Linked DNA regions of Homo sapiens: region 2 is linked to region 1. Evidence: read pairs that join two places in POLR2A ChIA-PET (ENCODE). Cell type or tissue: GM12878. All regions are shown on one strand.

The links. Peaks named below come from ENCODE experiments on the same cell type or tissue, not always from the same donor. Only the 100,000 strongest peaks of a DNase experiment are listed, where the experiment ranks them.
Region 2: POLR2A ChIA-PET joins it to region 1 with 9 read pairs; 4 of 35 experiments call an interaction of 5 or more read pairs at or near these places.

The regions. Positions count from the first base shown.
Region 1 is chr2:61,941,976-61,945,975 of GRCh38, reverse strand. All of the region lies in intron 1 of COMMD1 (copper metabolism domain containing 1), which reads right to left. LOC124906012 (a long non-coding RNA gene) reads left to right here. Exons shown (of 3, transcript XR_007086335.1): 2 at 2,878-2,965. Among named protein-coding and RNA genes, the nearest start is that of COMMD1, 38 kb to the right of the region's middle. In GM12878, no CTCF peak of the experiment used is centred here; a DNase peak (open chromatin) is centred at 2,475; H3K27ac peaks cover 666 bases.
Region 2 is chr2:62,009,072-62,013,071 of GRCh38, reverse strand. The region is part of intron 2 of COMMD1 (copper metabolism domain containing 1); the gene reads right to left. Among named protein-coding and RNA genes, the nearest start is that of COMMD1, 110 kb to the right of the region's middle. RefSeq lists an enhancer at 1,930-2,129. In GM12878, no CTCF peak of the experiment used is centred here; a DNase peak (open chromatin) is centred at 2,091; H3K27ac peaks cover 917 bases.

The sequences.
Region 1 (4,000 bases):
CATCAACATTAATGCAGACTTTAAGTCTGATAAGAAACATTTACAATCTATTTTCTCTAAAACCCGCTACCTGGAAGTTTAATCTGCAGCATAAAACCTTGGTCTCCACAATCCCTTGTCTTAACCCAGACATTCCTTTCTACCGACAGTGACTTTCAACCAACTGCCAATGAGAATGTCTTTAAATCTGCCTATGACCTGGAAGCCCCCACTTCGAGTTGTCTGACCCTTCCACATTAAACCAATGTAAATCTTACATATATTGATTGATGTATTATGTCTCCCTAAATTGTATAAAAGCAAGCTGTACCCTGACCACCCTGGGCACATGTCATCAGGACGTCCTGAGGCTATGTCGTGGCTGCATCCTTAACCCCAGCAAAATAAACTTTCTAAATTCACTGAAACCTATCTCAAATATTTTGGGTTTACATTTGGCAACCTGAAAGGTCTTCTGAGTGCAAGTGCCCCTGACCTTTGACAAATCGCCTACTGGTGCTTGGTACCAGCTTGATCTATCTTTACTCTCAAACCAAGAGGATAATTGGCTGAGGCCTGGGAGGCCCCACACCAGAGAATCCCTGATCTCCCAAAATTTGGTCAAGATCTAAAGTTTATTTTGTTGTACAACTCCTTTTTCTGAAGTTTTACTTGCTCCAACAAGGAAGGCAAGTTTTCCTGCTTCCATAATGATGGAAGGCAGCTAACTCCTTTCTGGAGTTTGAGTTTTTTCCTGCTTGTAGCATAGTAGAGAGCAGTCTTCAACCTGAGACCCATTCCTAGGTAAGTAGCTGAACTGGGCTTTCATTCGGCTAAAGTTACAATTAACAATCAGCTGGTCTTAATTTCACCTTACCATTGGAGCACTCAGTAATCATATTGTTGGGTTTTTGTTGTTGTTCTGGTCTTTCTCCCATCAGGTTTGACGAGCTCCAACTCTAACCGACTTGGCCAAATCTGAATGAGAATTCCAATTATGGGGAACAAGGCCTCCGAATTGGCTAAAATTCCTTGCAGCAGCAAAAAGGAAAAACAAAACAAAACCATGCACGTGGTTTCTGTCTTTGCTTCCTTGTCTTTTCTTCCACCTTACTCCTACTTCCCCTTCCCCTTCCCCATCTTTGCTGCCAAAAAAAAATCTAGAGAAGCCTTCTAATGACCCGAACCCCTTAAAGAACTCAGAACAAAGGCACCACTTGCCACTGTTTGGGATGTCCTGTTTTCTTTATGGAGTTTTCACGAGTGATGGGCAGATTCTTTTAGGTCTACAGTTCTGCTTTCCTGTATTGCACTACCTGACTCTGACTTTTGGAGATGCCAGAAATTACCTTGTACCATGAGAGGATTTGGCCTTGGCATGTGTAATGGCAGATGAGAGCTACAAAGTTAAGAGTGGCTGAGGACAGTTTACAGGAAGTGGTCTTAGCTGGTTTAGCTAAGCTCCTAGGAAGTTGTTGTCTAGGATCCTAATTCTAGTTCGGAGGTGCATTCTTACTATTATTATTATATTTTTTTCTTTTTTTTTGAGACAGAGTCTTGCTATGTTACCCAGGCTGGAGTCCTCTGACACCATCATGGCTCACTGCAGTCTCAACTTCCCAGGCTCCAGAAATCCTCCTCTTCAGCCTCCAGAGTAGTTGGGACTACAGATGTGTGCCACCATACCCAGCTCATTTTTGTACTTTTTGTAGAGACAGGGTCTTGCTATGTTGGCCAGGCTGGTCTTGAACTCCTGAGCTCAAGTGATCCACCTGCCTTGGCCTCCCAAAGTGCTAGGATTATAGGCATAAGCCACCACACCTGGCCCAGAGGTGCATTCTAAAGAGTCTTCTCATTGCCTTTCCTCCTGCAATTAATCTCGATTGGCTCATGTGCACATTTGTGTGAGGAACTGAACTATCATTTTCATAGATGACAGGCTGAGTTTCCTCAGCTCCAAAAAGAAAGGGCATTTTGCTCTTTCCAACCAAAAGGCGTCCCTGGGTGACTGGGGGCCAAGTGGAAGTGCCTGCAGGGTTGACCCCCTACAACGTGTAGCAGCCCTACAGGGAACTCTCGAGAAAATTAGTTTAAAAAATTATTGTCCAGGAAATGCATACAGGAGCTGGTCATTTTTTGTTTTGTTTTGTTTTGTTTTTTTTGAGACAGAGTCTCACTGAGACGCCAAGGCTGGAGTGCAATGGCGGGATCTCGGCCCACTGCAAGCTCTGCCTCCCGAGTTCAAGCAATTCTCCTGTCCAAGCCTCCCGAGTAGCTGGGATTACAGGTGCGTGCCACCACACCCGGCTGATTTTTGTATTTTTAGTAGAGACGGGTTTTCACCATATTGGCCAGGTTGGTCTCGAACTCCTGACCTCAAGTGATCCACCTGCCTCAGCCTCCCAAAGTGTTGAGATTACAGGCGTGACCCAAGGCACCCAGCCTCATTCCTCACTTTGAGCCCTCCTCATGGTGCTGGACCTCCAGAAAGAGAAACTGAGACACATAAAAGGGCAGAAATGACTCACTGGTGACACACTATGGAGTCCCACCCACAACCAGCACACTTTGACCCACTCCACTAAACCTTAAGGCACAGCTCAGTTCCTCCTTTTAAGAAAAAATGTGGGAAACAAATAATTTAGGAATGAAAAAACACAAGGAGAGTGGTCCCTCTCAGGCACCCTGTTTGGTTTCATGACCCCTCTACTTGAAAGTGGTTGTGTAATGGAAGGGCATGCCAGGTTTTCCAATACTGCAGCTGGTTACACATTATAGGTCTGTTCTTGCGCACATTTTAAACTGATGGGCAAATTACATCAAGAAAAATTCAGAGCTCGAAAGTCAATCTGCAACTATAAAGTTCCTAAGTTCTCTATCTCTCTGCTTTCTTTTCAGCCTGCTTTAAGTCTGCTGTTACTTTTCTACTGAGATAAAATCCACTGTTTGCATCCAACCGTTTCTTTTTACTATTGTTTGCAAACTGGTAAGTCTCTGTTAATATCTCATGGCTAGAGTTCTGAAGCATAAACTACAGGAACTTTGTATGAGTGTATATATATATATATGTGTTTAGGTATATGTACACATATTCTGTTATGTGTTTTTGGCCACAAGGTACCAGATTGACTTACAGGTAAAGAGTACTCATAAATTAACAGCCGGACACAGTGGCTCCTGCCCGTAATCCCAGCACTTTGGGAGGCTGAGGCGGGCAGATCACTTGAGGTCAGAAGTTCAAGACCAGCCTGGCCAACATGGTGAAACCCCGCCTCTACTAAAAATACAAGTTAGCTGAGCGTGATGATGTGTGCCTGTAATCCCAACTACTTGGGAGGCTGAGGTATGAGAATCACTTGAACCTGGGAGATGGAGGCTGCAATGAGCCAAGATCACACCACTGCCCTTCAGCCTGGGCAACAGAGTGAGACATCAAAAAAAAAAAAAAAAAAAAAAGGCCAGGCACAGTGGCTCACCCCTGTAATCCCAGCACTTTGGGAGGCCAAAGCAGGCAGATCATGAGTGCCACTGCACTCCAGCCTGGGTGACAGAGAAAGACTCTGTCTCAAAAATAAACAAACCAACAAACAAACAGCCAGGCGTGGTGGCTCATGCCTATAATCCCAGCACTTTGGGAGGCCGAGGTGGGTGGATCACCTGAGGTCAGGAGTTCGAGACCAGCCTGCACAACATGGTGCAACCCCATCTCTACTAAAAATACAAAAATTAGCTGGCCGTGGTGGCGCATGCCTGTAATCCCAGCTACTCGGGAGGCTGAGGCAGGAGAATCGCTTGAACCTAGGAGGCGGAGGTTGCAGTGAGCCAAGATCATGCCACTGCACTCCAGCCTGGGCGACAGAGCAAGACTGTCTCAAAAATAAATAAACAAACACGAGGATGTGTTTTTTGCTGAAGAAAATGTAAATTTTTTTCCTAGTTAAGAGACTATTTAAGCATCACTTTAAAATAAAGGAAAAACTGTACAAATAAAACTAAATGGATAAAAAGAAAAAGTAAGCCA
Region 2 (4,000 bases), 67 kb before region 1:
TCACATCACATCTTTCCTTGTTTAAAACCCTCTAATGGCTTCCCATTACACTTAAAATTCTTAACAAGGCTAATTTCTTGCCTTGGTTGCTCCCTCTGCCTGTATTTTGTGCCCCCAGATCTTCCTGGGGCTGCCTCCTTCTTGTCATTCAAAGCTCAGCTCACCTCAGAGAAGAAATCTTCCTTCACTCAAATTAAAGTAAAGCCACTTACTTTGAGATGGGGTCTGGGCATCTTAATTTCTTTTTAAGCTCCTCAGATGAGTCTGACATATAGTGATGCTTTGAATCACTAGCTAAGTGAATCTTCCTTTTGCTTATAATAGCTTTTCTGCCAATTTACTTCTTGCTACTTCTTACTGACAGCGGGCTGAAAAAATGGAAAATCAACATTGTGGGAGGTGGTGAGAAAGAAATGGCAATCACTAGGGACTTGTACTAAATCACTGCCAAAGGGGCCGGGTGCGGTGGCTCACTCCTGTAATCCCAGCACTTTGGGAGGCCCAGGCGGGTGGATCAACTGAGGTCGGGAGTTCAAGACCAGCCTCACCAACATGGAGAAACCCCGTCTCTACTAAAAACACAAAATTAGCTGGGCGTGGTGGTGCATGCCTGTAATCCCAGCTACTCAGGAGGCTGAGGCAGGGGAATTGCTTGAACCTGGGAGGCAGAGATTGCGGTGAGAGCCACTGCACTCCAGCCTGGGCAACAAGAGTAAGACTCCATCTCAAAAAAAAAAAAAAAAATCACTGCCAAAGGTCACGTGTGTGTGTGTGTGTGTGTGTGTGTGTGTGTGTGTGTGTATGTGTGTGTGTTTGAGACAAGGTCTCACTCTGTCACCCAGGCTGGAGTGGAATGGCGTGATCTTGGCTCACTGCAACCTCCGCCTCCTGGGTTCAAGTGATTCTCGTTCCTCAGCCTCCCAAGCAGCTGAGATTACAGGTGCATGCCACCACACCCAGCCCCAGCTAATTTTTTTGTATTTTTTAGTAGAGACGGAGTTTCACCAGGTTGGCCAGGCTGGTCTCAAACTCCTGACCTCAAATGATCCACCTACCTCAGCCTCCCACAGTGCCAGGATTACAGGCACGAGTCACTGCGCCCAGTCATACATCTATGCATTAAATGCAAAGATATGTTCATAAACTCTAGAGAATCCATCTTGCCTGTATCAACTTTTTTGTTGTTCTTATTTCATGATTCTCAGCTCTGGATCACAGAGTTTACGATGTTGGAAAAATCATATGTAAATGTCACCTCTTAAGAACTGCCTTCTTCAACTTCCTGGGTAAAGATAGCCATTCCATCTTTTGAGCTTTGGTAAGGCTCTTCCATCTCTGATAAAATTTCTTACACTAATTATTAACAACTTTCTTTCACTGTGAGCTCCATAAGATAATAAACTTGTCTGTATTGTTCACTGATACATCCTCAACTCCTATGTAGTGTCTGACACATAGGAGATGCTTTATAGTGAGTTACGTGATTTATCCACTCAAGAAATATTAACTGAACACCATGTGCCGGGAGGCATCCAAGACTGTGAGGATGCAGCAATTAAAAAAAAAAAATCTTTGTCCTCTTAAATGCTAATCTGGAGCACTGACAAGATTAATAAGTAAAATAGCATGCTAGGTAGTAATAAGTAACAAGAAGAAAAACAACTAAAGTAACAAAAGGCAGACCAGCAGTTGTCCACAAATTGTGGATGACTGTAAAGGGACACAGTCCCCATTTAGGGGCTGAGGAACGTGTTCTGGTTCTTGACTGTACTGGTGTTTTCACAGACATGTACACCAGCCAAAATTAACCAAATTGTACACTTTAAATAAATAGTTTATTGTATTATACATTGTCAATTGTAAATATAAAACATAAAGCAGGACATGGAGAATTCTTTTAGAGAGGTAGCTGGTGAAGGCCTAATGAGAAGGTGATTAAAAAAAACAAAAGACTTTAAGGAAGTGAAAAGGCTAGCCATATCTGGAGTAAGACGAATTGAGAAAGAGGCAAGAGCAAGTATACAGGTCCTGAAGATCCCTGGAATGTTTCAGAAATTAGCAACAAGGCCAGTGGGTCTAGCTAGAGTAGACGAAGTAAGGGAGAGAACTATTAATCTGACTGACACAGAAAGCCACTGGAGTGAACTGGAAAGCCATGAATATATTTTCTGAGTTATGCATTAACAGTCATTCTGGATGCTGTGTGTTGAAAACAGACTGAAAAGCAGAAACAGAGACATCGGTTAGGAGGATGTTATAATCTAGGAGAGAGGTGATGGTGATCTAAACAGAGTAGTTGGGGGTGGTGAGAAGTGTTCAAATTTTAGATATATTTTAAAAACAGACCCAGCAAGATTTGATGGTGGAATGGATGTGGGTAGGAGAAAACAAAAAGATATGAACTGGAAGAATGGAGGTGCCACTAACTGAGATGAGAAAAAATGCAGGGGGAACAGGTTTTGGAGATATATGAGGAACTTAGTTTTGGGCATATTCAATTTTTGATACCTTTTACACATTTAAGTCAGGATCTCCAGTATGTCATAAATATGTATCTGAAATTTAGGGGAGAAATCCAGTTTGGAGATATACATTTGGGAGTCATTACCATATAGATGGTATTTAAATGCAAGGAATTACATGAGATCAACTAGGAAGTGAGTTGTAAAAAGGAAGAAAAGAAGATCGAGGACAGAGTTCAAGGGTACACCAACATTTAGATGTTGTGAGGATTAGAAGGAAGCTGCAAAAGAGATTTTAAAAGAAAAAAAAAAGAGCTAGAAGGCTAGCAGGAAAATCAGGCAAATGCGGTATTCTGGAAGACAAATATTTCAAAGACAAGGTAATTCAAGTATGTCAAATGTTGATTATGGATCCAGTAACTAAAATCTCAAGACTATTATTTAAAACGAGAATAAATGCAAAAACATTATATAAATTTTAAAGGAAAGACTTAGCTAAGAAAAAGAAGTACTGTATTAACAGTACAGCAGTCTAATCTACAATACATCAAAAATATTAAATATCACTTATTATAATCCTTATGTAAAACATTCCCAAAAATTTCTACTTTTCAACTGGTAAGTTATGAATAACTGAATACTTCTGATTTTAATGTTTTCAAAACTAAAAAGCATTAAACTTACATTTTTATTTCACTAGTTACTACAAGTATTTCACTAGCCATTCACTAGAATTCACAAGAATAGTCCTTTCACTATTCATTATAACTAGTAATGCTTTTAAAAGGGGTTTTTCTTAGCTTTTTTATTTTTTATTTTATTTTACTTTGTTAAAACATTCCCTTCTCCACAAAGTATGTTTACAAATAGCTAATTCAGAGTTAGCTTGAATTTCAATAATAAGTTTTAGATTTTCATAGATTTTTTTAACAAGTGTGTGAAAGCAAAAATTATAACAACTTTCTAAGGAAACAAAATTTCTTATTCTTTCTTTTTTTTTTTTTTTTTGAGACAGTCTCACTCTGTTGCCCAGGCTGGAGTACAGTGGTGTGATCTTGCCTCACTGCAACCTCTGCCTCCCAGTTCAAGCGATTCTCCTACCTCAGCCTCCCAAGTAGTTGGGACTACAGGCATGTGCCACTATGCCTGGCAAACTTTTGTATTTTCAGTAGAGACTGGGTTTTACCAAGTTGCCCAGGCTGATCTCGAACTCCTGACCTCAGGTGATCCGCCCGCCTCAGTCGCCCAAAGTGCTGGGATTACAGGCATGAGCCACCATGCCCAGTCTTATTCTTTCTTTTTTCTCTTATAAACTTTAAGCATTGCCTTCTATAAATTATACCTTTAAATTCAACTGTAAGTTGAAGACCATAACTTTAGAACACAAACTATTATGGAACACTTCTTAGAGCTACAAAAAGAGTTGACTCATTCAGAATTAAAGTTTAAGTAAATTCCATGTTCTAAATCTGATATAAAATACGAAATGGAAAATTCCTTTATCTGTTTTTTTTTAAAGTATTCTAGACCGGGCCCGG